Linked DNA regions of Homo sapiens: region 2 is linked to region 1. The links are chromatin loops, found by intact Hi-C in ENCODE. Cell type or tissue: IMR-90. All regions are shown on one strand. Links, peaks and the distances in the headings refer to the core of each region. The heading gives the core; the rest is flanking DNA.

Region 1 (16,176 bases), core at 4,836-12,835:
AAACCCAGGCCCCTCGACTCCAAAGAGTAGAAAAGGAAAGGACAGCCTGGCCAACATGGTGAAACCCCGTCTCTACTAAAAATACAAAAATTAGCCGGGCATGGTGATGCGGGCCTGTAGTCCCAGCTGCTCAGGAGGCTGAGGCAGGAGAATCGCTTGAACCCAGGAGGTGGAGGTTGCAGTGAGCCAAGATCGCATGCTACTGCACTCCAGCCTGGGCAACAGTGAGACTCCGTCTCAAAAAAAAAGAAAAAAAGAAAAAAAAAGGAAACAATTCTGCAGTCAAGCCTAACCTAACCATAGGAGTGATTTTTACTTTCTTCTTCATACTTGTATTTTTTTCCCAAACTGGGAGGAGGTAGAGGGAGCAATTTACTAGATAAAAAGGGAAAGAAACAATTGCTAGTTTCAAGCAGGCATCTTTGAAGATAAAACATGAAGGTCTCGTGCCTCATGCCACGAACTCAGTTCGTGTTCATCTTTTTTCTGGTTAAAGAAGAGCAGAGTGTCCTGGCTGAGTCTTTTGGCTGATTGCTTAATAATGGGAGGGTGTGCTGTGGACACACACACACACACACACACACACACACACACAGCCCACGCTAACCGAGACAGGAGGGAGACAAAACCCAGCAGTAGCCAAAACTCTGCTAGATCGATGCAGACTGTTACAGGCGCAGCTTTCCAAAAAGCAGAGCTCAGTGAAATAAATATTTTTCCTGTGAGAAGAGGCTTAAGTCGGCGATCTTAACAACCCCCCAATTCATTCCAGATTCACTCGGTGCAGCTGTCGTCAGCGCGCCCATCTTGATACACTTAGGATTGCTTGGTAACTGCAGTGAGCCCGTGTGTCTGGCTGCTTTCACCCACTGGGCAGTGTGCCCTGGGGCGCTGGGCAGGGGGACAAGAAGGAGTTTGTCCCTGGGGAACCCTATTCCCACCCCGTCTCAGCTCCCCACAACTTCTGGGGGTTTGTCACTTTGTTTCCCCTTGTAAAACCACTATTTAATCTAAACTGGAGGCCTGAGAACGCAACCTCTTCTTGGCAAAAGGCTCCATTCTCTTAGTCCTGGAGACAATATGCAGGAAGAATGTACAGTCAGGGACTCAGGAAACATACAAATGAAAAGTCTGGGTTACCTCAAAAAGCGGGAGCTTCGCTACCCAGGGAGAAATTCGTTGATGAGTTCATTTACTTGCTCACTCAACAATGGTTGGCCGGGTGCAGTGGCTCACGCCCATAATCCCAGCACTCTGGGGGGCCTAGTTGGGCAAATGGATGGCTTGAGGCCAGGAGTTTGAGACCAGCCATGGCAACATGGTGAAACCCCATCTCTACTAAAAATACAAAAAGTAGCTGGTGTGGTGGTGCGTGCCTGTAGTCCCAGCTACTCGGGGAGTTGAGGTGGGAGAATCACCTGAGTTTGGGAAGTTGAGGCTGCAGTGAGTGGTGATGGCACCACTGTACACCAGCCTAGGCAAAAGATTGAGATGCTGTCTCAAAAAACAAAAAGACAAAAAAACAAAAAAACCCCACCAAACACACACAAAAAGCAATGTTTAATTGAATCACCTCCTAAGTGTAAGATGTGGAACAAAGCTGATATAAGAGAGGACAAAGCCACTGGAGATACAGATTCATTCATTCGTTCATGGATGTTTGCTGAGTGCCTCCTATGTGTTAGGTCCTGTCCTCTTAGTGCTGGGGACTTAGCAGTGAACCACGCAGACAAAAACTCTGCCTCCTGGGAGCTTGCAGTGAGCCGAGATTGCGCCACTGCACTCCAGCCTGGGTGACAGAGCAAGCCTCCATCTCAAAAAAAAAAAAAAAAAAAAAAAAAACTCTGCCTCCTGGGAGAGTCATGAGGTCAGGAGTTCGAGACCAGCCTGGCCAACGGAGTGAAACCCCATCTCTACTAAAAATACAAAAATTAGTTGGGCATGATGGCAGGCACCTGTAGTGCCAACTACTTGGGAGGCTGAGGCAGGAGAATCACTTGAACCCGGGAGGTGGAGGTTGCAGTGAACCGATATTGCGCCACTGTACTCCAGCCTGGGAGACAAGAGAGAAATTTCATCTCAAAAAAAAAGGAAAGAAAAAGAAAAAACCCTGCTTCCTAGTACTTGCCCCCTAGCACTTCTAGTTGGGGTGACAAACACCAGACAAGGACAAGGTAATGTTTGGAATGTCAGATGGTATTAAATGCTAAAGAGAAAAATAAAGCAGGAAGAGGGAATTGGGAGACGGGGTCCCGGTGGTCACACTTACAGATAAGGGGCCAGGAAAGGTCTCATGAGAGGGTATATTGAAGTCACAACCTGCAGGAGATGAGGAGAGCGCATTAAATAACAGTGACCTCTGGATCATGCAAGCCCCTTTTCAATGATCTTTCAGCACTGATTATGCCAGTGAGAAATATCCGAGGCGGATGGATTGTTTGACTCCAGGAGTTTGAGACCAGCCTGGGCAACATGGCAAAACCCTGTCTCTACAAAAAAATTCAAAAAGTAGCCAAGTGGGTGGTGCATGCCTGTAGTCCCACCTACTTGGGAGGCTGAGGTGGGAGAATTGCTCAAACCCGGGAGGCAGAGGTTTCAGTGAGCCAAGATGGCACCACTGCACTCTAGCATGGACAACAGAGGGAGACCCTGTCTCGAAAAAAAAAAAAATTAGCCAAGTGTGGTGGCATACGCCTGTAATCTCAGGAGGCTGAGGCAGGAAAATCGCTTGAACCCAGGAGGCAGAGGTTGCAGTGAGCCAAGATTGTGCCACTGCACTCCAGCCTGGGTAATAGAGGGAGGCTGTCTCAAAAAAAAAAAAAAGTATACAATTTAGTGTTTTTTTCTTTTTTTTGGCATATTCACAAAGCTGTGCAACCATCACCACTATCTAAATCCAGAGCAGTTTTACCCCAGAAAGAAACCCCATACCTATTAGTAATGACTCCCATTCTCCCCTCCCTCAACTTCTGGCAATGACTGATCCACTTTCTGTCTCTCTGGATTTGCCTGCTCTGGACTTGCTTGTCCGTGGAGCCATACCTTCTGTGGCCTGCTGGTTCTGGCTTCTTTCACTTAGCATACCGTTTTCAAGGTTCATCTGTCTCACAGCATGCATCAGGGCTTGGTCCCTTTTATATGGCCCTATAGTGTCCCTTTGTATGGCTGTCCCACATTTTGTTTACCCACTCATCAGCTGATAAATATTTGAGCTGTTTTTACTTCTTGGCTACTATGAGTAATGCTGCTCTGAATGTCTGTGTATGGGTTTTGCGTGGACATATGTTAACATTCCTCTTGGATGTATACTTAGGAGTGGAACTGCTGGGTCGTATTTACATTTAACCATTTGCTTAATTTCATACTTAACCATTTGAGGAACTGCCAAGCTGTTTTCCAAAGCAGCTGCGCCCTCTTACATGTCACCAGTAGCGTACCAGGGTTTCAGTTGCCCCACATCCTCTCCAGCGCTTGCTGTGGTCTGTCTTTTGGATGACGACCGCCCTCGTGTATGTGCAGTGGTATCTCCCCAGGGATTTGAGCTGCATGCTCAGCCGTCAGGACTTCGGTCAAGGCTGTGCTTATGGGTATAGAGAGGGCTTGGTGATTTCTTTTTTCTTTTCTTTTCTTTCTTTCTTTTCTTTTCTTTTCTTTTTTTTTTTTTTTTTTTTTTTGAGACAGAATCTCTCTCTGTCGCCCAGGCTGGAGTGCCGTGTTGCAATCTCGGCTCACTGCAACCTCCACCTCCCAGGCTCAAGCGATTCTATTGTCTCAGCCTCCCAAGTAGCTGGGATTACAGGCGCCCGCCACCACGCCTGGCTAATTTGTGTATTTTCAGTAGAGATGGGGTTTCACCATGTTGGCCAGGCTGGTCTTGAATTCCTGACCTCAAGTGATTCACCTGCCCCAGCCTCCCAAAGTGCTGGGATTATAGGCATGAACCACCATGCCCAGCCTCGGTGATTTCTTGAGTGACAGTCGGTGGGGCCTCAGGGTTTGGAGCCTGGGAGGACTTGGGGGTGGGATAGGCCTGGGGAGAGTACATGCCAGGGACAGAACTGGGAGACTGGACCCACCCTTTTCCTGGGCCCAGGGCCACCTCCTCCCTTACAGGTGTAAGGCCTTGGCCTCAGGCTTCATGTAGATCAAGAGAAAGAGGTTCCACAGCAGAACCCTAAATGCAAATGCTTCCTCAGGGAAGCCAGTGCAAAGGAAGTCTTGAGGAGGGAGCTCCACTCAGGCCTGTGCCAGACTCCGAGGGGGAGTTCAAAGACCTAAGGTCTTGTCTTTGCCCCGCCATGTCCACAATAACATAACACATGTACCATCTACTTTCCCTGAAGTTGTGGTTTTCTGTTCAGGTTCCTGATTCCCTAATTGGCCTGTAGCTCCCAGAGCAGCAGATCTGGGCTCCTCCCCCTCTTCTCTGGTGTGTAGGCAGTGCATTGAAGAACACAGGTGCATTGGTGTTAGTTCTCAGCTCGTTTCTAATGTTTAACATATACAGTGTTTCTTGAGCTATTACTATGTGTCCTTACGATGCATACCCTGCTCTGATGATTTCCATGCATTTTATTTCCACTGCTATTTCACAGATGAGGAAACCGAGGATATAAGAGGTGAGGAAGGGAGTGTGGACAACGTTCCACAGCCAGTGGATGGAATTGCCAAGATTCGAACACCGTTCCATCTGACTCCAGAGCCCTTGTCTCTAACCACCAGACTATAGTGGGAGGGTAGATTGAGTAGGGGCCTTCCATTCTCAGGCTTCCTTGACAGAGTATGTATTGGTTTTCTATTGCTGTGTAACAAATGATCCCAGACCCAGCAGCTTAAAACAATATCCATGTATGAGCTCACAGCTGTGTTGGTCCAGAGTCTGGCATGGCTGAGTTCTCTGCTCATCGCAAGGCTGAAATGCAAGATGTTGGTCCGGCTGAGTTCTTGTCTGGAGGATCTGGGGACAAATCCACTTCCAAGGTCATTCAGTTCCGTGTGGCCATAGGACTGAGGTCCCCATTTCCTTCCTAGCTGTCACTGGGGGGCTGCTTTCAGCTTCTAGAGGCCTCCTGTATTGGCCACCTTCACCTCCAAAGCCTGCAATGGAAAATCTCTCTCACGCTGAATCCCTCTCATACTTTGAATCTCCTTGGCCAGTAAGAGCCAACAGGAGGCTGAGGCAGGAGAACTGCTTGAACCCGGGAGGCAGAGGTTGCAGTGAGCTGAGATCATGCCACTGCACTCCAGTCTAGGTGACAGAGCGAGACTCGGTCTCAAAAAAAAAACAAAAAACAAAAAGCCAGTCCTGTTTGAGGGCTCTCTGATTAGGTCAGGCCCACCCAGGCTAATCTCCCTTTTGTCATATAAGGTAACCATGGCAGTCAGATCATAATATTCACAGGTTCTGCCCACAATCAAAGGGGTGGAACCTGTGAGTATTACGGGTTAGAGAAGTCGAGCGTCTTTGGGATCATCTTAATATTCCACTCACTGAGACTGGGGAAGGTCTTGGGTGCTGATAATAACAATAGCAATAGTGATATTGGTACTTCTTTTCCTTTGCTTAGAACTTTGTGGATTACAGACTGATTATACATCTGTAATCCTGCAGGAGACTGTGATGGACTGAATGTTTGGGTCACTCTAAAATTCATATGTTGAGGTTGGATGTGGTGTCTCACATCTGTAATCCCAACACTTTGGGAGGCCAACGTGGGCAAATCACTTAAGCTCAGGAGTTTGAGACCAATCTGAGCAACACGGTGAAATCTCGTCTCTACTAAAAGTACAAAAAGTTAGCCAGGTGTGGTGGTGCACACCTGTGGTCCCAGCTACTCAGGAGGCTGAGGTGGGAGGATTGTTTGAGCCCGGGAGGTGGAGGTTGCAGTGAGCAGAGATTGCGCCACTGCACTACAGCCTGGCAACACTGTGTGAGATGCCATCTCAAAAAAAAATTCCTATGTTGAACCCAAACCCCCGTGCTGTGATTAGGAGGTGGGGCCTTTGGGAGGTGAATAGATCTCGAGGGTGGAGGCCTGGTGAATGGGATTAATGGGATTAGTGCTCTTATAACTTCCAGAGTGTTCTCTTGCCTCTTCCCTCCACGTGGGGATGAAATGAGAGGACCATAGTCTGCAACCTGGAAGAGGGCCCTCACCAGAACCTTACCATGCAGTCACCCTGATCTCCAACTCCTCGCTTCCAGAACCATGAGAAATAACCCCCAGCCCCACTCCCCGACCCACCAGCTTATGGTTCTCTGTTACACACAGACTGCAGGCTATAAAGTATGTGCCTGTATCCCCATTTCACCCATGAGGGGAGTACAGCTCAGACAGGAGACTGCCTAGTTAGCCCGGCTGGGGCTGGAGCCCAGATCTTTTGACCCCAGGCCAGGGCTTTTGGCGCCCAGATCATCCCCTGCCCCCATTGGAAGCCTCAAACCTCATTACCGTCCTTGGAAGGGGGCAAAGTATCTGCTTCCAGCCAGCCTAGCCCTCAGGGAGCGCTTCCCTGTAAACTCACCCCATTGGGTCATCCAAATGGCTTTTACAGGAATTGCCACTGGGCTGAGCGAACCTCACCTCATTAAGCAGGAAAAGCAATAAAGCCTGAGGGCTGCAGAATCAGAATAGTTCCTGGGCAGGAAGGGCCCAGTCCCTGTGGGTGGGGGTGGGGGACAGGCAGGCTGGGCCAGGCCTGGCTGCATGGCCAAGACCAGGGGTCCATGCTCTCCAGAGGGAAAGTGTCAGGACTGTCACCATTGTCCCACCTCTGAGTGTGCCAGGCATCCTTCCCAGGGGCCTACATCTTTTCTTTTTTTTGAGATGGCTTGCTCTGTAGCCAGGTTGGAGTGCAATGGCATGATCTCAGCCCACTACAAACTCTGCCTCCTGGGTTTGAGCGATTCTCCTGCCTCAGCCTCCCGAGTAGCTGGGATTACAGGTACCCACCACCACCCCTGGCTAATGTTTGTATTTTTAGTAGAGACGGGGTTTCGCCATGTTGGCCAGGCTGGTCTCCAACTCCTAACCTCAGGTGATCTGTCCATCTTGGCCTCCCAAAGTGTTGGGATTACAGGTGTGAGCCATTGTGCCCTGCCTCTAATTCAATACCGTCATATCCTTATAAGAAGAGGAAGAGCTGTGAAGACAGAGACACTGGGAAGCACCATGGGACAACAGAAGCAGAGATTGGCGTCATGCAGCTACAAGACCAGAAATGCCAAGGATTGGTAGCCATCACCAGAAGCTAGGAAGAGGCAAGGAAGGATTCTTTCCTAGATCCTTTAGAGCAAGGGTTCCCAACCCCTGGGCCATGGACTTGTACTTGTCCATGGTCTGTTAGGAACTGGGCCACATAGCAGGAGGTTAGCAGCAGGCAGGTAAGCGAAGCTTCATCTGTATTTAGAACCACTCCCCATTGCTTGTGTTACCTCCTGTCTGATCAGTGGAGGCGTTCAATTCTCACAGGAGCACGAACCCTATTGTGAACTACGCATGCGAGGGATCTCGGCTGCATGCTCCTTATGAGAATCTAATGCCTGATGATCTGTCACTGTCTCCATCACCCCCAGATGGGACCATCTAGTTGCAGGAAAACAAGCTCAGGGCTCCCACTGATTCCACATTATGGAATGTGAGTTGTATAATTATTTCATTATATATTACAATGTAGTAGTAGAAATAAAGTGCACAATGAATGTAATGCACTTGAATCACCCCAAAACCACCCACCCAACCCCCACCCTGGTCAGTGGAAAAATTGTCTTCCACAAAACTTGTCCCTGGTGCCAAAAAGGTTGGGGACCGCTGCTTTAGAGGGAGCATGGCCCTGCCGACACCTTGATTTGGACTTCTAACCTCCAGAACTGCAAGACAATAAGTTTCCCTTGTTTGAAGCCACCCAGTTTGTAGTATTTTTTTTTTTTTTTACAGCAGCCCCAGGAAACCATAGAGTACCCTGGATTTTTTTCTTTCTTTTTTTTAGAGATGGAGTGTTGCTATTGTCACCCAGGCTGGAGTGCAGTGGCATGATCTCAGCTCACTGCAACCTCTGCCTCCCAGGTTCAGGCAATTCTCCTGCCTCAGTCTCCCGAGTAGCTGGGATTACAGGTGCCCACCAACACACCCAGCTAATTTTTATATTTTTAGTAGAGATGGGGTTTCTCCATGTTGGTGAGGCTGGTCTAAAACTCCTGACCTCAGGTGATCCACCCGTCTTGGCCTCCCAAAATGCTAGGATTGTAGGCATGAGCCACCGCGCCTGGCCACTACCCTGGATTTTAACCTTAGCAGCACAAAGTGGTAGGATAAGCTATAAATTATATTTTGTGTTTTCCTTTTAATGAAGAGAAAAAGAGCAAGTCCTCGCAACTGAAAGTAACTGTAAGATAATTTCAGTGGCTTCCAATGTATAGATGAGGAACTGGAGGCTCAAAGAGGATAAGTGACTTGTCCAAGGTCACATAGTGAGAATGAGGTGGCCGGGTGCGGTGGCTCATGCCTGTAATCCCAGCACTTTGGGAGGCCGAGGCGGGTGGATCACGAGGTCAGGAGATCGAGACCATCCTGGCTAACACGGTGAAACCCTGTCTCTACTAAAAATACAAAAAATTAGCCGGGCATGGTAGCGGGCGCCTGTAGTCCCAGCTACTTGGGAGGCTGAGGCAGGAGAATGGCGTGAACCCGGGAGGCGGAGCTTGCAGTGAGCCGAGATTGCGCCACTGCACTCCAGCCTGGGTGACAGAGCAAGACTCCATCTCAAAAAAAAAAAAAAAAAAAAAAGAGAATGAGGCAAAGGCTAGACTTGAACTTCTGTTGACTCCAAGGCCTCTGCTCACCTCTGTGTCAGTCTGTGGGTGTGTATCTCACAGGTTATTGGCATGTCTGCAAAGAGTCCCAAAATCCTGGTCCCCAGACGTCACTTTTCTTTTTTTTCTTTTGAGATGGAGTTTCGCTCTTGTCGCCTAGGCTGGAGTACAGTGATGCGATCCTGGCTCACTACAACCTCCGCCTCCCGGGTTCAAGTGATTCTCCTGCCTCAGCCTCCCAAGTAGCTGGGATTACAGGCGTCCGCCACCACGCCTGGCTAATTTTTGTATTTTTAATAGAGACAGGGTTTTGCCATGTTGGCCAAGCTGGTCTTGAACTCCTGACCTCAAGTGATCCGTCCGCCTCGGCCTCCGAAAGTGCGGATTACAGGTGTGAGCCACCACGCCCGGCCCCCTTTTCTTTTTCACATGAGCTCAAAACTTAGTACTGTCCTTTTTCTTATGGGAACTACCTATGCTAGCCACATTTCCTGTAATATGAGCCCCTATGAAGCAAGCCTTCTTTCCCTGGTGATCTTTATTACAAAATTGGAGATGCATTCCCAACGAAATCATCTCCCAGTAGACCCAAGCAAGAATGTTTGGCAAATAAGAAATTAATTAATAAACAGCTTGTAGTACACAAACTTTAGTGTCTGCCTGGAATATTTTGCAACACTTTTGGAAACTCTAGAATTACAATCCCAGCACAAGCTGTTTATTTCAGGCTGTTAGGCCACATACATATCTCATATGCTTGAGAATCTAGTGACTCCACTCTGAGCATCAGGAATGGAGCCCCTGTTCCTTTTGTGTGGGCATTTATAGTGGCTGGTAGAGCAGGGTTGCAATACCTGGGGAGACCAGGAGGGGGTCTGCTTCCAACAGGAAATGGATTTAAGGCTAAAGGTTCTTGAAATTCAAGGCTTTGGGTTCTAGAAAATAAGTCTGTTCCTTTGGGAGGAAATCCACTTTCCTCATGATGTAGGTTAACCATCTGACTTAAAGTTGCTCAGTCCTGGGCCACGCACAGTGGCTCCCACCTGTAATCCCAGCACTTTGGGAGGCCCAGGAGGGTGAATCGCTTGAGCTCAGGAGTTTGAGACCAGACTGGGCAACATCACAGCAAAACCCTTTCTCTAACCAAAGATACAAAAATTCCCCTGGCATGGTGGTACACACCTATGGTCCCGGCTACTCAGGAGGCTGAGGCAGGAGGATCACTGGAGCCTAGGACATTGAGGTTGCAGTGAGCTGTGACCGCACCACTGCACTCCAGCCTGGGCGACATAGTGAGAACCTGTCTATAAATAAATAAATAAATACATAAATACATGAAGTTGCTCAGTCCTGGGAATGGAACAAAGAAGATGTGAAAAAAAATCTGACTTTTCTGCCTCCCTGCATAGATCCTGCCCCAGGGAGGCGCTTTAGCTGGGGTCAGAGTGCCTGGAACAGTCTCCCTCTCCAATAGGCACCAGGATGAAAAAGAAACTGCATATTTCACTGTCAAAAGAAAAACCAGAACAGCAGGCCGGCTTGATGTGTCTCTTGTAAATTGTTTACCTCTGGAGGACCAGATGGCTCATCTCTTGTTGAACCCTTGACCACTTCCCGTGCTGTTAACAGCCTCCACTAGCAAACAGACCCGGCTCCACCGGCTCACGTGGCTGTGCGGGAGTCCCAAGGCCGGCTGGCCTGTGGGGAGTTGTGGGCATTCCAGAGGGTTGACTCAGCAGTCCTGGGCTCCGGATGCTTGAGGAAATGCAAGACAGGAAGGATCTAGGTTAGGCAAATGGTCAGGTGTGGCAGGGATGGACAGCAGCTGGAGGGAGCGGGGATGGGCTTGAACTGCGCATGCCCACAGGGTTCCCAGTGCCCTTAGGCTATGGCCCTAGCGCCTCACCCTTCTAACGTAGGGTCCTTCTAACGTAGTCCCCATTCACCTCACTCGCTCACCTCTTACCACTCAGATGCCTTTGAATGTCAGCCTCTCCCCCGGCCCCACCTCGCCCTGGCTACGTGTTGGGTGGAGTGGGAGAGGCCGCATCTCCCTGCTGCCTTACAGACCTGGGAGAATCCGCAGACACAGGATGGATTGCGAACAGGCTCTGTCCTATGACATGAGCTGGCTGTGATTTATTTTTGAGGGATAGGAACGGGACACAACGGTGCTCCTGCCTTCCTGGGCAGGGGTAGCGAGCTTTTGGCCGTCCCTGCCTGGGCTCCATCCTTAGACACCACAGAACAAGGCCTCTCTGGAGCTGGCTGCTGGGATTTTTTTGTAAACTACTGTATAATAAGAAATGGGGGCCAGGCGCAGTGGCTCATGCCTGTAATCCCAGCACTTTGGAAGGCTGAGGCAGGCGGATTGCCTGAGGTCAGGAGTTTGAGACCAGGCTGGTCAACATGATGAAACCCTGTCTCTACTAAAAATACAAAAAAATTAGCTGGGCTTGGTGGCGTGTGCTTGTAATCTCAGCTACTCGGGAGGCTGAGGCCGGGGAACTGCTTGAACCACGGAGGTGGAGGTTGCAATGAGCCAAGATTGCGCCCCTGCACTCCAGTCTGGGTGACAAGAGCGAAACTCCGTCTCAAAAAAAAAAAATAAAAAATAAAAAATAAATAAAAGGGCTGGGTGCAGTGGCTCACACCTGGAATCCCAACACTTCGGGAGGTTGAGGTTGAGGATCGCTTGAGCCCAGGAGTTTGAGAATAGTCTGGGCAACATGGTGAAACTCCGTCTCTACAAAAAAAAAAAAAAAAAAAAAAAAAAGCAAACAAAAAAAAACAAAACAGAAATTAGCCGGTCATGGTGGCACATGCCTGTAGTCCCAGCTACTCAGGAGACTGAGGTGGGAGGATTGCTTGAGCCCGGGAGGCAGAGGTAGCAGTGAGCCAAGATTGCACCACTGCACTCCAGCCTGGTGATAGGGCCAGATCTTGCCTCAAAGAAAAAAAAGAAAAGAAAAGAAATATGTACCAATCCAGGTTATAAAAAGTATTTCATGTTTATATTAAACAAATTAATGCATTTAACATGTATACATGTGCTCCTTGAGAAACTAAAGTGGTAATTTGTTTCTGTGCACAAGAAAAGACTAGAATTAACATATCTATTTTAGCAGTTATAAAATACTGTTTTTAGTGTCAAAAATGTGCCTTAAGAATTTTCGGTTGGGGTCAGGTGCAGTGGCTTATGCCTGTAATCCCGGCGCTTTGGGAGGCTGAGCTGGGAGGATTACATGAGGCCAGGAGTTCCAAACCAGCCTGGGCAATATAGTGACAAACTAAGGGACATTTTTATTTTTTATTTATTTTTAAATTTTTTTAGAGATGTGGTCTCATTCTGTTGCCCAGGCTGGAGTGCAGTGGCACAATCCTGGCTCACTGCAGCCTTGAACTCCTGGGCTCAAGAAATCCTCCTGCCTTAGCCTCCCAGCTGGGTGCGGTGGCTCACGCCTGTAATCCCAGCACCTTGGGAGGCTGAGGTGGGCGGATCACGAGGTCAGGAGATCGAGACCATCCTGGCTAACACGGTGAAACCCCATCTCTACTAAAAATACAAAAAATTAGCCGGGCACAGTGGCGGGCGCCTGTAGTCCCAGCTACTTGGGAGGCTGAGGCAGGAGAATGGCAGAATGGCGTGAACCCGGGAGGCGGAGCTTGCAGTGAGCCGAGATTGCACCACTGCACTCCAGCCTGGGCGACAGAGTGAGGCTCCATCTCAAAAAAAAAAAAAAAAAGAAAGAAAGAAAGAAATCCTCCTGCCTTAGCTGGGACTACAAGTACATACCACCATGCTCAGCTAATTTTTCAACATTTATTTTTAATTAAAACAATTTATTTATGAGTGACCATGACCCAAGACATAGCCTCAGGGGGTCCTGAGAACATGTGCCCAACTTTTTTTTTCACTTCTTGTAGAGATGGGTCTCTCTGTGTTGCCCAGGCTGGTCTCAAACTCCTGGCTTTAAGCGGTCTTCCCACCTCGGCCTCCCAAAGTGGTGGGATTTGGCCAGACATGGTGGCTCACAGCTGTAATCCCCACACTTTGGGAGGCCAAGGCGGGAGGATCACTTGAGGTCAGGAGTTTGAGACCAGCCTGGCCAAGATGGTGAAACCCCAACTCTACTAAAAAAAAAAAAAAAACACACACAAAAATTAGCCTGGCCTAGTGGTGCACACTTGTAGTCCTAGCTACTTGGGAGGCTGAGGCGGGAGAATCACTGGAGCCTGGAGGCAAAGGTTGCAGTGAGCCAAGATCCAGCCACTGCACTTCCGCCTGGGCGACAGAGCGAGACTCCATCTCAAAAAAAAAAAAAAAAGTGCTGAGATTACAGGCTTGAGCCACTGCATCCAGCCCTGATGGACATTTTTCTATTCTTTTTGGGTTTTTTTTTTGAGATGGAGTTTCGGTCTTGTTGCCCAGTCTGGAGTGCAATGGTGCAATCTCGGCTCACCGCAACCTCTGCCTCCCGGGTTCAAGCAATTCTCCTGCCTCAGCCTCCTGAGTAGCTGGGATTACAGGCATGTGCCACTACGCCCGGCTAATTTTGTATTTTTAGTAGAGACAGGGTTTCTCCATGTTGGTCAGGCTGGTCTCGAACTCCTGACCTCAGGTGATCTGCCCGCTTTGACCTCCCAAAGTGCTGGGGTTACAGGCGTGAGCCACAGCACCTGGCCTCTGATGGATTTTTTTTTTTTAAATCACTGTGGTAATCATGTGGGGCAGAGGGTGAGAGGGAGGCAGAGATTGGTCCTGGCGAGCAGGGGTGGAGGCAGGAAGGAGGGGACAAATTCACGGTATTTCTGAGGAGCAGTGGAATCTCTTGACTAAGGCCTCATGGGGGGAGGGGGGAGATGGAGACATACCCTGGGGGACTTTGCAGCCTGGCTGGGAAGACAAGCTTCTCCCCCAGGGAATTAAACACCAGTGGTTAACAGATTAGCAACTTAATCTTAGAGACCAGAAAGCAGTTTCCAAATTGTAAAACACAGAAGGAAAACCTGTGACGGATTTGGCCACATAAGTATTTGAAGCTTGTATCTCTCTCCCTGTTTCTCTCTCTCTCACACACACACACACACACACACACACACACACCCACAGAGAACAATTTAAGATTAAAAGGTGAGGGGCTGGGAGAAAACTGAGAAAGGATGGTCATCTAGGATTTATCAGCCGCTCCCAGCAATCAAGAAGAAGAAGGCAGATAACTGGACAAAGGAATAGGCACTGAAAATTCCCAGAAGAGGAGATTGGGAAGCCGGTAAACCTAAGGAAATGTGCTTAATCTCATTAGGAATCAGGAAAATGCAAAGTAAACAAAGCCCCACCCCTAAGAGTAGTAGCCAAATGTAAAGGAGGGAAGTGGGAGCAGGAGGAGCCTCTCCCCCTGGGATGGGGAGGAGCCGGCCAGGTTCTGCGGAAGCAGAAGGGGGTGGGTGTACTACTGCCATGGCGCAAACACACATCCAAGGGCTCTGCAGGGGGCCCCACCCTTACCCCCCAGACCATTTCTAGGAGTAGGGGCTGAACAGGACCCAGTGGAGGCTACCGCCCTGCATTGGGAGGGTTAAGTAAGAGGCTGAAGGTCAAGTGAGAGGTCCTGCCGGGCACTTCCAGCGGCTCTGTCTCAGCCAGGCCAGTGGCCATGCGGAACTGGGAGCAAGGAGAGTGGGAGATAAAACCCTCAGTTTCAGTGGTTTAGCGTGGGAAACGCTAAAGTGATCTGTGTAACACAGCTCCTGGGTGGGGAAGAGATGGGGAAGGAGCCTGTGGCCTGGAGGTGGCTGGGGACAGATTCCCAGGATGGCTGGAAGGGGTCAAGGGCAGGGCCGTGCTATGACTTCCCTGGGCACCGAGCATCTTGGCCTGCAGTGGCCCTTCCAATAAGAAATAGGACCAGGTGTGGGGCTCACACCTGTAGTCCCAGCTACTCATGAGGCTGAGGTGGGAGGACTGCTTCAGTCCAGGAGTTGGAGGCTGCAGTGAGCTATGATCACACCACTGCACCCTGGCCTGGGCCACATAGAGAGACCCTGTCTCTAAAGAAATTTTAAAAAAATTAGCCGGGTGCAGTGGCACATACCTGTAGTCCCAGCTACTCAGGAGGCGGAGATGGGAGGATCGCTTGAACCCAGGAGGTCAAGGCTGCAGTGAGCTGTGATCCCACCACTGCACTCCAGCCTGGGTGATAGAGTGAGCCCTGTCTCTCTCTCAGAAAAAAAAAGAAGTGAGCCGGACGTGGTGGCTCACGCCTGTAATCCCAGCACTTTGGGAGGCCGAGGCAGGCGGATTACCTGAGGTCAGGAGTTTGAGACCAGCCTGACCAACATGGAGAAAATCTGTCTCTACTAAAAATACAAAAAATTACCCAGGCGTGGTGGTGCATGCCTGTAATCCCAGCTACTCAGGAGGCTGAGGCAGGAGAATTGCTTGAACCCAGGAGGCAGATGTTGCGGTGAGCCGAGATTGCGCCATTGCACTCCAGCCTGGGCAAAAAGAGCAAAGCTCCGTCTCAAAAAAAAAAAAAAAAAAGAAGTGCATATTACAACTTGCTATAACAATGAATACATTACTCTTATATAATAACACATTTTCTTTGACCTAAAGAACATTTTTTTGCCTTCTGATCCTAGAAGTAATTCACATGTGTTCGTGGGCGCATGCGTGGGCCTGTGCGTCTAATGGAGAGGTCACTGCAGAAAGGAAGCTCAGGGTTCTCCCAGGCAGCGGCAGGGTGTGGAAGTCTTTCTTTGCCTTTTTGACCGTTTTGTAGAGGGAAGCTGCTCTGCTGTCCAGCCCTGCGGAGGGGGGCAGGGTCTGTGTCCCCGAGATGACAGAGGGTTGGGGGCAGTTCATTCCAGTGACCAGTGGTTGGCCGAAGAGTGCTTTGGAGTTCAGCCCACCTGGGTTTGAATTTACATCCTCCCCGCATGGAGCTAAGCCTGACCAGTGCGTGTGTTCACCAAGCTCAGGCGTCTTTTGTTTGTGTGTTTTTGGATGGAAAGGGGAAGCAGCCCTTCACCCGGTCTCTCCTCCCTTGCAGCCGTGCCACAGGGCCAGGGTTGCAATGAAGGCAGGTCTCAGGCAGGTCTCGGCTCTGCTCTGGCAAACGGGCCCCAGAGGTCTGAGGAATCCAGCCAGCTCCTCCAAGCTCATGTCCTTGGTCTCAGACCTACAGGCTTTGTGCACATCCTAGGCTGGTGACAGCATGTGTGTGTGTCACGGCTGGAGTGGCAGAGGCCCTGTGGGAGCCGCAGACCCAGGGCCGCTCCGTAGGTGTCAGGCTGTGTGGTCTGCCAGAGTCCCACACCTGTTCGTGTGAGGGGAAGGTGCCCGAGCAATACTGTAGCCA
Region 2 (16,176 bases), core at 4,851-12,850, 58 kb before region 1:
GGAGGCAGAGCTTGCAGTGAGCCGAGATCGCACCATTGCACTCCAGCCTGGGTGACTGAGCGAGACTCTATCTCAAAACAAAAAAACAAAAAAAAACAAACCTCTGTCCTTGAGATTGTATCTTCAAGTCCCTTGTCAAATCATCCTACAGCTACAGCTAGGTAGAGGGAGTGAAGCACAAGCTTTGAAGGCAGCCGCCTTGAGTTCCGATCTCAGCTCCGCTCTGGCTGTGATTGGGGCAGCTGCCTCAGTTTGCCCAGGTTGGACACAGTAACCTCACCAAGCAACTGCAAGGATAAAATGAGAACAATGTGTGTGAAAGGCTCCTGGGAGGTGTTTGTTTCCTTCTAGGTCCTTCTCGCCATGGAGTCGAGGACGGGGATTTGTGGTTGAGGTTTCCAACAGAGGGCACTGTCTGAGCTGCAAGTGGGGAATCAGAGACAGAGAAAGGAGCGTTAGTAAGAAACTCCAAAGGAGCTGGTGTATTCCTAGAATTTTGATTTAATTGAGGTCAGAGTCATTTTACTCATCACTGCTGCACAGTCTTTAGGGTGATATGGAAAGATAATGTTTCTGTGGGTTTGGAGGCTATTTAAGGACAAGAAGTGGCCATGTACCAAAATTCCATGGACACTCCCTACACTTTAATCCCTCTCTGAACTCTTTGTGTCCTAAGTATTATCATTTGTCTTCCACTGCTCTATCTCCCATGTAATCCATCTCTGATAACAGCACCACTATCTCTCCAGTCATCCAGGACTCTAACTTTATTTTGAACCCTCTTTCTCCGTCACTGTCCATATTCAAGTGGCTGCCTGATTCTAAACCTCTAACACAGGCAGGCGCAGTGGCTCATGCCTGTAATCCTGGCACTTTGAGAGGCTGAGGCAGGCGGATAGTTTGAGACCAGCCTGGGCAACATGGCGAAACCCTGTCTCTACAAAAAATACAAAAATTAACCAGCATGGTGGTGGATGCCTGCAGTCCCAGCTACTTGGGAGGCTGAGGCAGGAGGATCTCTTGAGCCCAGGGGGTGGAGGCTGCAATGAGCTATGATCATGCCACTGCACTCTAGCCTGGGCGATAGAGTGAGACCATGTCTCAAAACAACAAAACAAAGCAAAACAAAAAAACAACCTCTAACATGCTGGTCTTCCCCTGTTAGCATGTAACAGCATCCCCAGGTCAGACACTCATCACCTCCTGCCAGAACTAAAAGCCACATCCAGAGGAGTTACAGGAGGCCTCTGCTGAGGGCTACAGGGGCAGCAACCTGCCCTGCCCCCTCCCTTCCCCCTCCCTTAGCATAGTACTCAGTTCTTTCCAAGGTCTCCAGGCTCTGGCCCCAACCCCCCACCTTTGGTTTCCACAGCATTTCCCAAGAGGTGAAATGCTGTGCTTAGGGTCCCACAGTAAATGACAGAGGGCAGGTCTTTTGGACGTAAATCCAGTTCTCTTTCCGCTCTCCTCCACTCTCAGCACACCAAAGGAGGTCCAGAGATTGGTGACTAAATTGATCACGTTCAGATCCCCCATCTGTGGAGTGAAGTTTTGTTTTTTTTTTAGAGACCGGGTCTCACTAGTTGCCCTGGCTGGAGTGCAATGGCATGATCATGGCTTACTGCAACCTCAACTTCCCAGGCTTAAACGATCCTCCCACCTCAACTTGCAAGGTAGTTTGGACTATAGGCACATGCCACCATGCCTGGCTAATTTTTAAATTTTTTTTGTAGAGATACTATCTTGCTATGTTGCCCATGCTGGTCTTCAACTCTTGGATTCAAACGATCCTCCCACATCAGCCTCCCAAAGTGCTGGGATTACAAGCGTGAGCCATAGTGCCCAGCCAAGGAGTGAAGCTGTGATTGGCCCCCACTTCTGAATGCTGAGGACCTCCTTGTCCAAGCACCTCTTCTCTTCTTTGACTTCTTTTCCAGGTGATCTCATCCAGGTCATGGCTTTCAATACCACCTGTGTGCTGGTGGCCTTCACACTGATATTTCTGTCCCCAGCCTCTCCCCTGAACTCCATTCGTGCATATATAGTTGCCTACTCGGCCCTTCCATTATTTCTGTCTAGTAGGCATCTCACACTTAACATGGTCCACACTGAACTCCCCACCTCCCTCTTCATCAAGAAGCAGATCACAGCTCCATCTTTGCAGTTGTATCTTGCAGATGACTACCATTAGAATTATCCCCAGGCTGGGTGTGGTGGCTCACACCCCATAATCCCAACACTTTGGAAGGAGGATCACTTGAGCTCAAGAGTTCGAGACCAGCCTGGGTAGCATATGGAGGCCCTGTCTCAAAATCAATCAATCAATCAATCAGGCCTGGTGTGGCGGCTCATGCCTGTAATCCTAGCACTTTGGGAGGCCGAGGCAGGCAGATCACTTGAGGTCAGGAGTTTGAAACCGGCCTGGCCAACATGGTGAAACCCCGTCTCTACTGAAAATATAAAAAATTAGCCGGGCATGGTGGCAGGTGCCTGTAATCCCAGCTACCCAGGCAGGATAATCGCTTGAACCCGGGAGGCAGAGGTTGCAGTGAGCCGAGGTCATGCCATTGCACTCCAGCCTGGGCAATAAGAGCGAAACTCCGTCTCAAAAATAAATAAATAAATAAAATAAAATAAATAAAAATAAGTAAATAAATAAATCATAAAAATAATAAAGGAATTATCCCTGACTCCTTCACTTCTCTCAACCCTCAACATCCAGTCCTGTTGGCTTGACCTCCAAAATATACCGAGAATCCAACTATTTCTCACCACGTCCACATCTTCTACCCTGTTCCAAGCCACCACCATCTCACGCTTGGACTATTATAGTAGACTCTTCTCTGGTCTCTCCACATCTACCCTCCCCTCTCCAGTTGATTCTGCACAAGCCAGAAAGGATTCTGGTAAAACCTGTCTGATGGTGTCCCTCATCCGGTCAAAGCTTTTTGAAAGCTTCTTATCGCATTCAGAGTCAATGCTAAATTTACAATAGCCTTCCATCTCCTGTGATCTTTCCTCCTTTATGCAATCTAGCTCCCACACCCTTTCCCTCCTTCAGGTCCTTCGAAGTTGCCTCTGCCACTCCCTCAAGCCCCCAGCTCTCTGCTTCAGGACAGATTCTGGACATATTTACTTGCTTTGTCTGTCTTCCCCGCTAGAACCTAAGTTCCCCGAAGCCCTCTGTGAAAGACATACACTTAGTTTTTTTCCTGCTTTATTTCCAGTATCTAAAATAGTTTTGGTTGGGCTCAGTGGCTCACTCCTATAATCCCAGCACTTTGGGACCCCGAGGTGGGAGCATTGCTTGAGCCCAGGATTTCAAGACCAGCCTAAACAACTTAGAGGGACTCAGTCTCTGCAAAAAAATACAAAAATTAGCCACGCATGGTGGCATGCATCTGTAGTCCCAGCTACCCCGGAAGCTGAGGCAGGAGGATTGCTTAAGCCCAGGAGGTTGAGACAGCAGTGAGCCAAGGTTGTGTCACTGCTCTCCAGCCTGGGTGACACGACGAGCCCCTGTTTCAAAACAAAAACAAAATAGTTCTGGCATGTAGTCTGCACTTATGAGTGAATGGGGTGATCAGTCAAAATCTATATGGTTCTAAGAGGCCGAGACTACCTTGGCCCAGACCCAAGGCAGCACGACACAACTTTACCTTTATCTGGCAAAGAGGGAACCAACAAATGGCACTGGTGGTGTCAGCCACAAAAATAACACAGATTCCATGTTAAGGTTTGGTCAGGATGCAGAGTAGCCTGGGCGCCGTGGTTCATGGCTCTAATCCTAGCACTTTGGGAGGCTGAGACGAGAGGATCGCTTAAGCCCAGGAGGTCCAGGCTGCAGAAAGCCATATTCGAGCCACTTCATCCAGCCTGGGCAACAGAACAAGACCCTGTCTCAAAAAAACAAAAACAAAAACAAAACAACGACAACAAGAAACACAACAATCTCTCCTGGACATTTGGATTCACTGGGCCTGGGATGGGGCCCTTAAATCAGCCTTTTTATCTATTATTTTTTAAATTTATTTATTTATTTATTTATTTATCTATTTTTGAGACACAGTCTCACTCTGTCGCCCAGGCTGGAGGGCAGTGGCGAGTTCTTGGCTCACTGCAACCTCCACCTCCCGGGTTCAAGCAATTCCCTGCCTCAACCTCCCAAGAGTAGCTGGGATCACAGGGGAGTGCCACCACACCTGGCTAATTTTTTATTTTGGTATCTTTAGTAAAGACAGGGTTTCACCATGTTGGCCAGGCTGGTCTCGAACTCCTGACCTCAGGTGATCTGCCTGCCTCAGCCTCCCAAAGTGCTGGGATTACAGGTGTGAGCCGCCCACCCCCCGGCCTATTATTTATTTTTATTTTTTGAGACAAAGGTCTCACTCTATTGCCTACTAGAGTGCAGTGGTGCAAACATGGCTTACTGCAGCCCCTACCTCCTGGGCTCAAGCAATCCTGTCACCTCAGCCTCTTAAGTAGCTAGGACCACAAGTGTGTGCCACCACACCCAGCTAATTTTTAAATATTTTGTAGACACCAGGGAGGTCTCACCATGTTGCCCAGGCAGGTCTCGAACTCCTGAGCTCAAGTGATCCGCCTGTCTTGGCCTCCCAACGTGTTAGGATTGCAGGCATTAAGCCAACTGCACCCAGCCAGGACTTTTTCCATGGCTGTTAAAACCACAAGGTAAAGATTCAAATATTTTTTTAAAATGTATTATATAAAAAGGATTATATCTCAACAGCTGGAATGCAAACAGAATGAAACAAAAATTCAACGAATATGTATTTGTTTTTGATGGTTATTGCTCAGAGCAAAGTAAGGGAGGTTAAGCAGCAGAAAGAACCCACATCTCGTATTTAATATTAAGCAGCTGTCATCACCCCAATTGATATATTGTTCACAGATTATGGTTTCTCTGGCACCTAAAATATACATACTCTCCATCCCTACATATAAGTGTCAAGAGTCCTTAATCATCTCCTGTGTAGAGCAGATTACATTTCCCAAACAGTGAACACAATTTCTCCCTCAAGAAAACGTATTGAAAGATGAGAGAGATTGGAATGTGTAATACAAAACAGAGATGCAGAGAAGAGTGTTTTCTAGTTCAAGAGGAAGAATGACTTTATTAACTGTAAAAATAAGGTCTGCAAGCCACAAGTTGGCATGAACTCACCTGTGTACCTATTTTTCAAACAGACCTGAGATTAAAAACTGGCCAGCAGCCAGGTGCGGTGGCTCACGTTTGTAATCGCAGCACTTTGGGAGGCTAAGGCTGGAGGATCTCTTGATCCCAGGAGTTCGAGACCATCCTGGGCGACAGAGCCAGACTTCATCTCAAAAAAAAAAAAAAATTTTTTTTTGTGGAGATGGAATCTTGCTGTGTCACCCAGGTTGGAGTACAGTGGTGTGATCTCCAGCTGCCTCCTGGGTTCAAGCGATTCTCCTGCCTCAGCCTCCTGAGTAGCTGGGACTACAGGCGCATGCCACCATGCCTGGCTAATTTTTGTATTTTTGGTAGAGACAGGGTTTCACCAGGTTGTCCAGGCTGGTCTCAAATTCCTGACCTCAGGTGATCCACCTGTGTAGGCCTCCTAAAGTGTGGAGATTACAGCCATGAGCCACCGTGCCCAGCCCATCTTTACAAAAAAATTTTTTTAAACATTAGCTGGTGTTGTGGTGCATGCCTGTAATCCCTCTCCTCGTGAGGCTGAGGTGAGAAGATCACGTGAGCCTGGGGGGGTTGAGGCTGCAGTGAGTTATGATTACACCACTGTACTCCAGCATGGCCAAAAGAGCAAAACCGTGTCTCTTTTGTTTTTGAGACAGAGCCTTGCTCTGTTGCCCAGGTTAGAGTGCAGTGGTGCAATATCGGCTCACTGCAACCTCTGCCTCCTGGGTTCAAGCGATTCTCTTGTCTCAGCCTCCCGAGTAGCTGGTGTTACAGGCACCCACCATGACACCCGGGAAATTTTTGTATTTTTGTAGAGACAGGGTTTCGCCATGTTGGCCAGGCTGGTCTCGAACTCCTGACCTCAAGTGATCCACCCGCCTCGAGGAGAATAAATGGAAAGTGCTGGGATTACAGGCATGAGCCACTGCGCCCAGCCAACCCTGTCTCTTAAAATGGACAAATAAACAAAACTGGCCAGCCCCTTCATAGTTGTGTAACCTTAGGTATGTCACCTGGACTCCTTTGAATCTTGGCTCCTATTAAAAGATGCTACTGCCTCACAGAGAGGTTGTGAAAAATGGAAGGATATGCTTTTTGGTTAGTTTTGTTATCATAATTGTTGTTTCTCATCTTACCTGGCCAAACAATCCCAGCAGACCTGGGCATTTCCTAGCCCCCATACCTATGCTGGTGCAACTCATTCTTCCTAGGCTGCCCTTCGAATTTTTGTATGCCCTATGCTGACCTGCAAAGTTCTGCTTAAATGCCACCTCTTCCAAATGCCTTCCCGGATGCCAAAAGTCAGAAGTAATTTCTCCCAGCCGCAGCTCTTATCTTATCAACCCTGTATGTGATTGCACCTCTGTTACAGAAGTTAGTGCAAACTGCTCCCAACACGATGCTGCCAACATTCCTGTGAATGGCACCGCCTCCACCAGCTGCTCAAGCCCAAAGCCGGGCTTGTTCCAAATGCCTCACCCTTCATCACCATTTTTTTTTTTTTTTTTTGGTGGAGTCTCGCTCTGTCGCGCAGGCTGGAGTGCAATGGCGCGATCTCCGCTCACTGCAAGCTCCGCCTCCCGGGTTCACGCCATTCTCCTGCCCCAGCCTCCAGAGTAGCTGGGGCTACATGCGCCCGCCAACACGCCCGGCTAATTTTTTTGTATTTTTAGTAGAGACGGGGTTTCACCGTGTTAGCCAGAATGGTCTCGATCTCCTGACCTCATGATCTGCCCACCTCGGCCTCCCAAAGTGCTGGGATTACAGGCGTGAGCCACCTTGCCCGGCCCCCTTCGTCACCTTTTAAAGCTGTCTGTTTTTGCCCATCTCCAGTTCATCCTCCACAGTGATCCTTCTAAAACGCAAACCTGTATTGCCACTGTGATGCCTAAAGCCCTCAATGGCTCCAGATTAGCCTAGGTGTGCCCTCCTTATCTCTGCAGCTTCATCTTTGCTTTTTGACATATCATTCACGTGCCATAAAATTCACCCCTTTAAATTGTACAGTTCAGTGATTCCTCTTTTTTGTTTTCCTTTTTTTACAATTTTTTAAATTTACAGATGCACTTTTTGGTTTCGTATGTGTTTTTTTTTTTTTTTTTTTTTTTTTGAGACGGAGTCTCGCTCTGTCGCCCAGGCTGGAGTGCAGTGGTGCGATCTCCACTCACTGCAAGCTCTGCCTCCCAAGTTCACGCCATTTCCTATTTCCTGCCTCAGCTTCCCGAGTAGCTGGGACTACAGGTGACTGCCACCTTGCCCGGCTAATTTTTTTGTATTTTTAGTAGAGACGGGGTTTCACCGTGTTGGCCAGGATGGTCTTGATCTCCTGACCTCGTGATCCGCCTGCCTCGGCCTCCCAAAGTGCTGGGATTACAGGTGTGAGCTGTTTGTTCGTTTTAAGAGAGGATTTTGCTTTATTGCCCAGGCTGGGGTATAGTGGCTCGATAATGGCTCACTGCAGCCTCAACCTCCTAGACTCAAGTGATCCTCCCACCTCAGCCTCCCAAGTAGGTGGGACTACAGGTGCATGCCACCACACTCAGCTAATTTTTTAATTTTTTTGTAGAGATGGGGTCTTACTCTGTTGCCCAGGCTGGTTTCAAGGGATCCTCCCACCTCAGCCTCCCAAAGTGCTGGGATTAAAGGCATGAACCACCACGCCCAGCTTTGGATGTGGTTTTTAGATTCACAGAGTCCTACAACTATCATCACTATTTAATTCCAGAACATTTTCGTAACTTACAAAAGATGCCCCAGACCCACTGGCTATCATTCCCCACTATCCCCAGCCCTAGCCCCCGGCAGCCACCCCTCTACATTCTGTCTCTCTAGATTTGCCTATTCTGGACATTTCATATAATTGGAGTCTTACAAGAGGTGGACTTTTGTGTCTGGCTTCTGTTCTTACCAAAATGTTTTCAAGATTCATCCCCATTCATTGTAGCATGTATTAGTAGTTCATACTTTTTTTGTTGTTCGTTTGAGACACAGTCTCGTTCCCTCACCCAGGGTGGAGTGCAATGGCATGATCTCGGCTCACTTCAACCTCCGCCTCCCAGGTTCAAGTGATTCTTCTGCCTCAGCCTCCCAAGTAGCTGGAATTATAGGCACCTGCCATCATGCCTGGCTCATTTTTGTACTTTTGTAGAGACAGGGTTTCACCATGTTGGCCAGCCTGGTCTCAAACTCCTGACTTCAGGTGATCCACCCGCCTCAGCCTCCCAAAGTGCTGAGATTATACATGAGCCACCGTGCCCGGCCAGTAGTTCATACTTTGATGGCTGAATCACATCACATTGTACGGATGGACCATATTTTGTTTATTCGTTCCCTAGTTGATGAAGATTTTGGTTGTTTCCACTTTTTGGCTATTATGACTATGCTGCTATGAACATTTGTGTTCAAGCTTTTATGTGAACATATATTTTCATTTCTCTGGGGTATATACCTAGGAGTAGAATTGCTGGTTCAAACTGTATTCTATGGGCCGGGCGCAGTGGCTCACGCCTGTAATCCCAGCACTTTGGGAGACTGAGGCGGGTGGATCGCCTGAAGTCAGGAATTTGAGACCAGCCTGGCCAACATGGCAAAACCCCATCTCTACTAAAACAAAATACAAAAATTAGCTGGATGTGGTGGCAGATGCCTGTAATCCCCGCTACTCAGGAGGCTGAGGCAGGAGAATCACTTGAACCCGGGAGGCAGAGGTTGCAATGAGTGGAGACTGTCACTGCACTCCAGCCTGGGCGACAGCATGAGACTGTCTCAAAAAAAAAAAAAATTGTATTCTATGTTTAAACTTTTGAAAATCTGGAGACTATTTTTCATGGTGGCTGCATGGTTTTGCATCCCCACCAGCAGTGCATGAGGGCTCTGATTTCCCCACATCCTCCTCTGACATCATCTCCTGGCCCTCTGAGCTCTAACTCCATACCTCTTGTTAGTTCTTATGTCAGCCTGGTTCATCTTCTCACACAGCCAAAGGAGGTGCTTGAAGATGCCTGTGGTTTCAGCCCTACCAGACCTAGTGCCTCCTTGTCTACCCTGAAATGAAATTCATAAATAATATAACCTACATACTCAGATCATGAAAACATCTATGTGTAATTCTCAAACTATAAAATCGAGGAGATTAAATGGTAGGTCACTTATAATCAAATCAGATGTACTTTAATGCTGGAAGTTCTAATGAAGTATCCAGGTGCTTGAACTCACAGGTGGAAACACTTTGCAGGTGACAGCGACCATTGCAGAAAGATCCAGGTGTGGGGCATTGCGGCTGGGTGGAGTTGCTGCCAGGACTGTTACTCCAGAGCAGTGAACAGTGCTTGGTGAATTCCTGAACGAAGTTAAGCACAGGCCTCTCTCAATTTACATGGTCACTGCATTCCAGGAAAATTTAGTGTTTGTTAAAACTATGCAAAAAGTGCTCTGTATTTATATGTAAAATGGAGCCAGATTCTAGATTCCCCTAACCCCTCCTGGTAAGAACCACCTGTGCAGGTTCTTCCCCTCAGCCTCAAGCATTCTTCCCTCCTCTTGCAATGGGTCACTTCACCGGCTCTTTCAGCTCACACTTTTTTTTTTTTTTTTTTTTTTTTTTTTTTAGACAGAGTCTCGCTCTGTTGCCTAGGCTGGAGTGCAGTGGCTCAATCTCAGCTCAGTGCAACCTCCACCTCCCGAGTTCAAGTGATTCTCCTGCCTCAGCCTCCCAAGTAGCTTGGACCACAGGCATGCACCACCATGCCCGACTAATTTTTGTATTTTTAGTAGATATGGGGTTTCACCATGTTGGCCAGGCTGGTCTTGAACCCCTGGCCTCAGGTGAACTGCCTGCCTCGGCCTCCCAAAGCGCTGGGATTACAGGTGTGAGCCACCGTGCCCAGCCGGGCTTCCACCTTCCAGGAGGCTAGCCCAGCTTCTTTCCCATTTGTGGTCTTGAAGTTCCAATAAACAGGCCAGGCATGGTAGCTAATGCACTTTGGGAGGCTGAGGCAGGTGGATTGCTTGAGGCCAGGAGTTTGAGGCTGTAGTGAGCCATGGTCATGCCACTGCACTCCAGCCTGGGCAACAGAGCAATACCCCATCTGAAAAAAAAAAAAGAAAGAAAAAGAAAAGAAGAAATTCCAAAAAAAGTAAAAACAGAGGTGGAAGGTGCAAAGTGGAGGCCTGGTTCCAAAGTGGTGCACAGTCACTTCCACCTCATCTGTGTGTCAAAGCATGTCACAGTGCCAACCTGCTGCAGGTGGTTGGAGAGATAGGCTCACCTTTGATGAGAGAGGCAGCACTGGCACATGCACGGGTTCCAGGAGGCCTGTTTACTGGGACGCTGCTTGTAGTGATTCAGGCAGCAAGCTCCCTGGAATACGCTCTTCTGCCCCTTGTCCTGAAACCTGTGGCTCTTTCTTACAGATGGAGGATCCTCTGGGAGCCTGAGCCTCCCCTCTGGTCTTGGCATCTCTTTGTCTGGGCCTGAAGATGGAGGTGAAGAAGGTGAAGAAGATTAGGGTTTTGATGTTGTTGTTGTTTGTTTGTTTTTTTGAGCTGGAGTCTTGCTCTGTCACCCAGGCTGGAGTGCAGTGGCTCGATCCTGGCTCACTGCAACTTCTGTCTCCTGGGTTCAAGTGATTCTCCTGCCTCAGCATCTGAGTAGTTGGGACTGTAGTTGCATGTCACCATGCCCAGCTAATTTTTTGTATTTGTAGCAGAGATGGGGTTTCACCGTGTTGCCCAGGCTGGTGTTGAACTTCTGAGCTCAGGCGATCCGCCTGCCTCGGCCTCCCAAAGTGCTGGGATTACAGGTGTGTAATCCCACCGCGCCCGGCCCTTTTGGTTTTTTTTTGAGACAGAGTCTCTCTCTGTTGGCCAGGCTGGAGTGCAGTGATGCGATGACGGCTCACTGCAGCCTTGACCTTCTGGGCTCAAGCAACCCTCCTGCCTTAGCCTCTCAAATAGCTGGGACTACAGGCATGTGCCACCATGCCTGGCTAATTTTTAAATTTTTTGTAGAGATGGGGGTCTTGTTATGTTACCTGGGCTGGTCTCAAACTCCTGGCCTCAAGCAATCTCCTGCCTTGGCCTCCCCAAGTGCTAGGATTACAGGTGTGTGAGCCACTGCACTCAGGTGAATATGTTCTGTTCCAGATTTTGTTTTGGTCTTGTTTGGTTTCGTTTGGGAAGCATGATCTCATTTTGCTTTAGTGGTTATGATATTTTATTTTAAGCATGATATTTTATTTTCTTGCCACTTGCCTTATTTCTCTTCCAACTCAACTGCAATGAAAAGTCAAGGCAATGGAGCAATCCAGCTACTTATTCTGTAGATTTTGCTGCAAAAGCACCTAAGATTTGAGAGCATGGATTCTAGAGCAAGACCCTTTGAGTTAGAATCCTGGCTCTGTCACTTATAAGCTGTGGGACCTTGGGAAAGTGCCTCAGTTTCATCCTGATCATGGAGGAATCCCTGATCATGGGGATGCCATTGCTTGGGAGGGTGGTGAGGATGGAGTGAGGTAGTTGATGCAAGCCACTAAGAACAGTGGCTGGCCCCCCCGGGAAGCCCCCAAATGTTGGGTACCAGGACTATGCACAAAGTAGGCCCCTCCACAGGGCAGCAGGGAAAAGAGCCAGATCAGAGTGCTTGTGTAGAGGGCAGGCAGGCAGGCAGGGCACGGCCCCTGCCGCAGATGTTTCTCAGGGATGGAGGCGGCGGGTTGCGTGGGGGAATAAAGAGGATGGCTTAAATATTATAAAAAGCAGTTTGTCGGCTGGGCGCGGTGGCTCACGCCTGTAATCCCAGAACTTTGGGAGGTCAAGTTGGGCAGATCACTTGAGGTCAGGAGTTCCAGACCACCCTGACCAACATGGCAAAACGTCTCTACTAAAAATAAAAAAAAAAAAAAAAAAAAAAGCCGGGCGTGGTGGTATACACCTCTGTAATCCCAGCTACTCAGGAGGCTGAGACAGGAGAATTGCTTGAACCCAGGAGGCAGAGGTTGCAGTGAGCTGAGATTGTGCCACTGCACTCCAGCCTGGGTGACAGAGTGAGACTCCGTCTCCAAAAAAAAAAAGGCAGTTTGTAATCTCTTAGTGCATTCATGAAAGAACAAAGCCAGCATATATGGTGACTCCTGCCCATAACTGGGTCTCATTCTAGCCCTATTATGAGGTATTTGTGCTTTCAATATAAATTATAAATCTAAACAGATGCAGAGTTTGTTTTCCCCCCAAAGCAGATTCCAACCAGCATGAAACCAGCCAACACAAATAAATTGTGTGCTTAAGTCCATTGTTTCCAGCAACATGTAAACTGTTGGGTTACAGAAAGTCGCTTTGAAGGGGCGTCCCATTAGTGCTCCCAGCATGAGGGTTCAATTTAGGTGGTACATATTTGAACAGTGTGCTGGAAATTTGTGGCAAAGAAAGACACACATGGGATGGGGGCAGTGGGGCCAAGAGGCCCTTATCAAATCATACAGGATGCATTTAGGGGCTGTTGTCATAAAAGCACACAATAAATAAAGTGGCAGCCTTGAACTCAAGAAGAATTGTAGAATTCCTCAGCTGGCGGAATCATTTTGGGAATGCAAAGATCGCTTTCAATGTTGTGTTTGTAAGGAAATGACAGTCACCAAGTGGAGAATGTCAGGTCCTCTGAGGAACCCTGTGGGCACTCATGTGCAGAAACTATTTACTTAACTGGAATTGGTTTCTGAAAAAATTTGACTTTGCAGAGTCCCAAAGGGAGTGTGGCGAGTGTCTGGGATTTTCTTTCAGGTCAGGACTCGGCCTTTGCTAATCTCCAAAACTGATAAGGCCCCCAGATTTCAGGGCAGATTCATTCCTCGGCTGAACCAAGGTTTACGGTCCTTGTTGAGGCCAGAGGGAGAGCTTGTCATTCCAAAGGCCTCACCAGCTCCACAGAACCGACTTCTATCTGATAGATTAGTCACATGGGATCAAAGGGGCCTGAAATGAGGCTCAGGATGGGTGAAGATGAGAGTAGCGGAGACGCCTAGTAGTGATGGATTAGAATATTTATCTCCAGAAAGACTCCAGCAATCTGACCATTCTCATCAGGGCAGAAGGTAGATGGGGTTGATCATGGGGGAGAATTTTTGTGCCATTATCCTTAGGCAAATGATGGATTTTACCAAGTAGAATAGGTTTGGAGACTCTTCCTTCTGTTAAGCACCATCCCCTAATCCTCTCCCCAAACTCAGGCTCTGTCTCTGCTCTTCATCCAAAGGATGCTTGAGCATTGGGAAGTAATGAGTCCAAAAGGGCTCAGCCAAGAGTGATGTTGCCTGGTTCCAGTCTGGCTTTTCCATGTGAATTAGACAAATGACTTAAAATCACGCAGCGTTTATCAAGCTCCCCCTCCACTCTAGGCACAAGGATGCCGTGGTGCCCATGGCAGTCGTGACACAGAGTACTGTAGCCCTTGGTGGCAAGGTTTGCAGGCATTCATGTTCAGACCACTGGGATTGGTGATTCTCCTCTGACTAGGGCTGGCTTAAATGCTCCCTCTGTGGTCTTTCCTCTCAGGTGGAGGAGGATGAGAAAACAGGCAATACTGTGGGATGATGATGATGATGATGATAACAACAACATACATTTAATAGGAGCCAAGTATGTGTCAGGCAGTCTCAGTATTTTACATATAATGTTTCAGTGCTTGTCACATTTAACATGTATGTGAATCACTTAGAGATCCTGAGAAAATGCAGACGTCGGGCACAGCGGCTCATGCCTTTAATCCCAGCACTTTGGGAGGCTGAGGCGGGCAGATCACCTGAGGTCAGGAGTTTGAGACCAGCCTAACCAACATGGTGAAACTCTGTCTCTACTAAAAATACAAAAAAATTAGCCAGGCATGGTGGCATGTGCCTGTAATCCCAGCTACTCCTTGAGAGCTGAGACAGGAGAATTGCTTGAAGCTGGGAGGCAGAGGGTTGCAGTGAGCTGAGATCGCACCACTGCATTCTAGCCTGGGCAACAGAGTCAGACTCTGTCTCCAAAAAAAAAAAAAAAAATTGCAGAATCTGGTTCTGTAGTTCCGGGGTGGGGCCTGGGATGCTGCACCAGCAACCTCCCAGGGGATGCCCAATCTGCTGGTCTGTATACACATCGAGAAGCCAAGTATTATTTCACCTAATGCTCACAGCAGCGCAATGCGGCACTGTTGTCATCCCCATTTTACAGATGAGGAAATGGAGGCCCAGAGAGGCCAAGTTACTTGCCCAAAGTCATGCAGCTCAGAAGCGGAGAAGCCAGGATGGAACTCCAGGGTCCATGTGCTCACCCAGTTCTGCCCTGATGGGGCAGCCAGGATGCTTGGTAGAGGAGCACTGTGCCCAGAGTGGGGGCTTGGAGAAGGCTGTGGGAGATTGAGACTCCTTAGCTGGATTCCAGCGGGTTGAGTTAAGGTATTAACCAGGTGAAAGGCAAGGTGGGTGGGACCTACAGAGATCCAGGCTGGGGGAACCACAGGACACAGGAGAGAGGCTGGCACCTTAAAAGGACTGAGATTGTTCCAGTGGATTTGGGGTCAGAGACCAAAAGGCTCTGCAGGACCCTTAAGCTGCCGGGCATGGCCCTCCCTTGAGGGCCAGGTCAGAGTATCAATCTAGAAAGATCGGGGAAGCTTTCTGTTTTCTCATCCTTCAAGACCCTGTTGACATAATTTCCTGCGATACCCCCTTGGTCCTCAAAGGCAGAGGTCCATCCCCCTGCCTCTACTGCTCTGCCCCTGCACTGAGCACTTGGTTTTGTGGGTCCCTATTTTTTTTCTTTTTTTTTTGAGACAGGGTCTCACTCTGTTGTCCAGACTGGAGTGCAGTGGCGTGATCTCGGCTCACTGCAACCTTCGCCTCCTGGTTTCAAGCGATTCTCCTGCCCCAGCCTCCCAGTAGCTGGGATTACAGGCGCACACCACCACTGCCCGGCTAATTTTTATATTTTTTTAAGTAGAGACAGGGTTTCACCATGTTGGCCAGGCTGGTCTTGAACTCCTGACCTCAAATGATCCACCCGCCTCAGCCTCCCAAAGTGCTGGGATTACAGGTGTGAGACACTACACCTGGCCGTGGGTCCTTATTTATATGTCTGTCTCCCACTGGAGTATTTCTTCCTTTAAAAAATTTTTTTTGAGACGGGGTTTTGCCGTCACCCAGGCTACAGTGCATGGTTCCATCACAGCTCACTGCAGGCTCCACTCCTCAGGCTCAAGATTCTCTCACTTCAGCCTCCTGAGTAGCTGGGACCATAGGCACGTGCCACCATGCCTGGCTAATTTTTTTTTTTTTTTTTTTTTTTTGAGATGGAGTTTCCCTCATGTTGTCCAAACTGGAGTGCAGTGGCACGATCTCGGCTCACTGCAACCTCTGCCTCCCAGGTTCAAGCAATTCTGCCTCAGCCTCCCGAGTAACTGGGATTACAGGTGCGTGCCACCACCCCAGCTAAGTTTTTGTATTTTTAGTAGAAACGGGGTTTCACCATGTTAACCAGGCTGGCCTCGAACTCCCGACCTCACATGATCTGCCTGCCTCGGCCTCCCAAAGTGCTGGAATTACAGGTGTGAGCCACCGTGCTTGGCTGCCCGGCTAATTTTTAAAAAGTATTTGTTGAGATGGGGGTCTTGCTATGTTGCCCAGGCTGGTCTCAAACTCCTGGGCTCAAGTAATCTTCCTGCCTTGGCTTCCCAAAGTGCTGGGATTACAGGTGTTGGCCACTCTTGAGTATTTCTTCCTTGTTCTAGACTCTGGGATGAATATTCCTGCCCTCTTAACAGGATGAGAATGCTCTAGGATGAATAGAGGTGCAGAAATCATTTGACAGTGTGAGAAATGCTGCAGCATTTGGAGAGTGTATGCATGTGGAGGCTTGGGAGAGGGAGAGGGACTCTCTGGTTGTCAAGGGGTGGGAGATGAAAGTTGGTCCCTCGACTCACTACAAGGCTTACAGATGCTTTGAGCTCTTGAAATGCCCTCTGC

The links. A loop is a pair of places that touch in the nucleus more often than their neighbours do. Peaks named below come from ENCODE experiments on the same cell type or tissue, not always from the same donor. Only the 100,000 strongest peaks of a DNase experiment are listed, where the experiment ranks them.
Region 2: a loop joins it to region 1, with 2.4 times the contacts of the local background. A loop is called at or near these places in 5 of 110 quality-filtered maps.

What each region holds. Positions count from the first base shown.
Region 1 is chr20:50,640,089-50,656,264 of GRCh38, reverse strand. All of the region lies in intron 1 of RIPOR3 (RIPOR family member 3), which reads left to right. It overlaps RIPOR3-AS1 (RIPOR3 antisense RNA 1), which reads right to left and starts at 10,794. Exons shown (of 3, transcript NR_111906.1): 1 at 10,772-10,794; 2 at 10,379-10,567. RefSeq lists enhancers at 11,186-11,767, 15,362-16,057. In IMR-90, for the core only: CTCF peaks have their summits at 9,678 and 10,252; DNase peaks (open chromatin) are centred at 9,384 and 10,454; H3K27ac peaks cover 3,366 bases.
Region 2 is chr20:50,698,101-50,714,276 of GRCh38, reverse strand. No RefSeq gene overlaps it. Among named protein-coding and RNA genes, the nearest start is that of RIPOR3, 15 kb to the right of the region's middle. RefSeq lists a cis regulatory region at 2,893-3,081 and enhancers at 9,570-10,069, 10,070-10,571. In IMR-90, for the core only: no CTCF peak of the experiment used is centred there; a DNase peak (open chromatin) is centred at 9,106.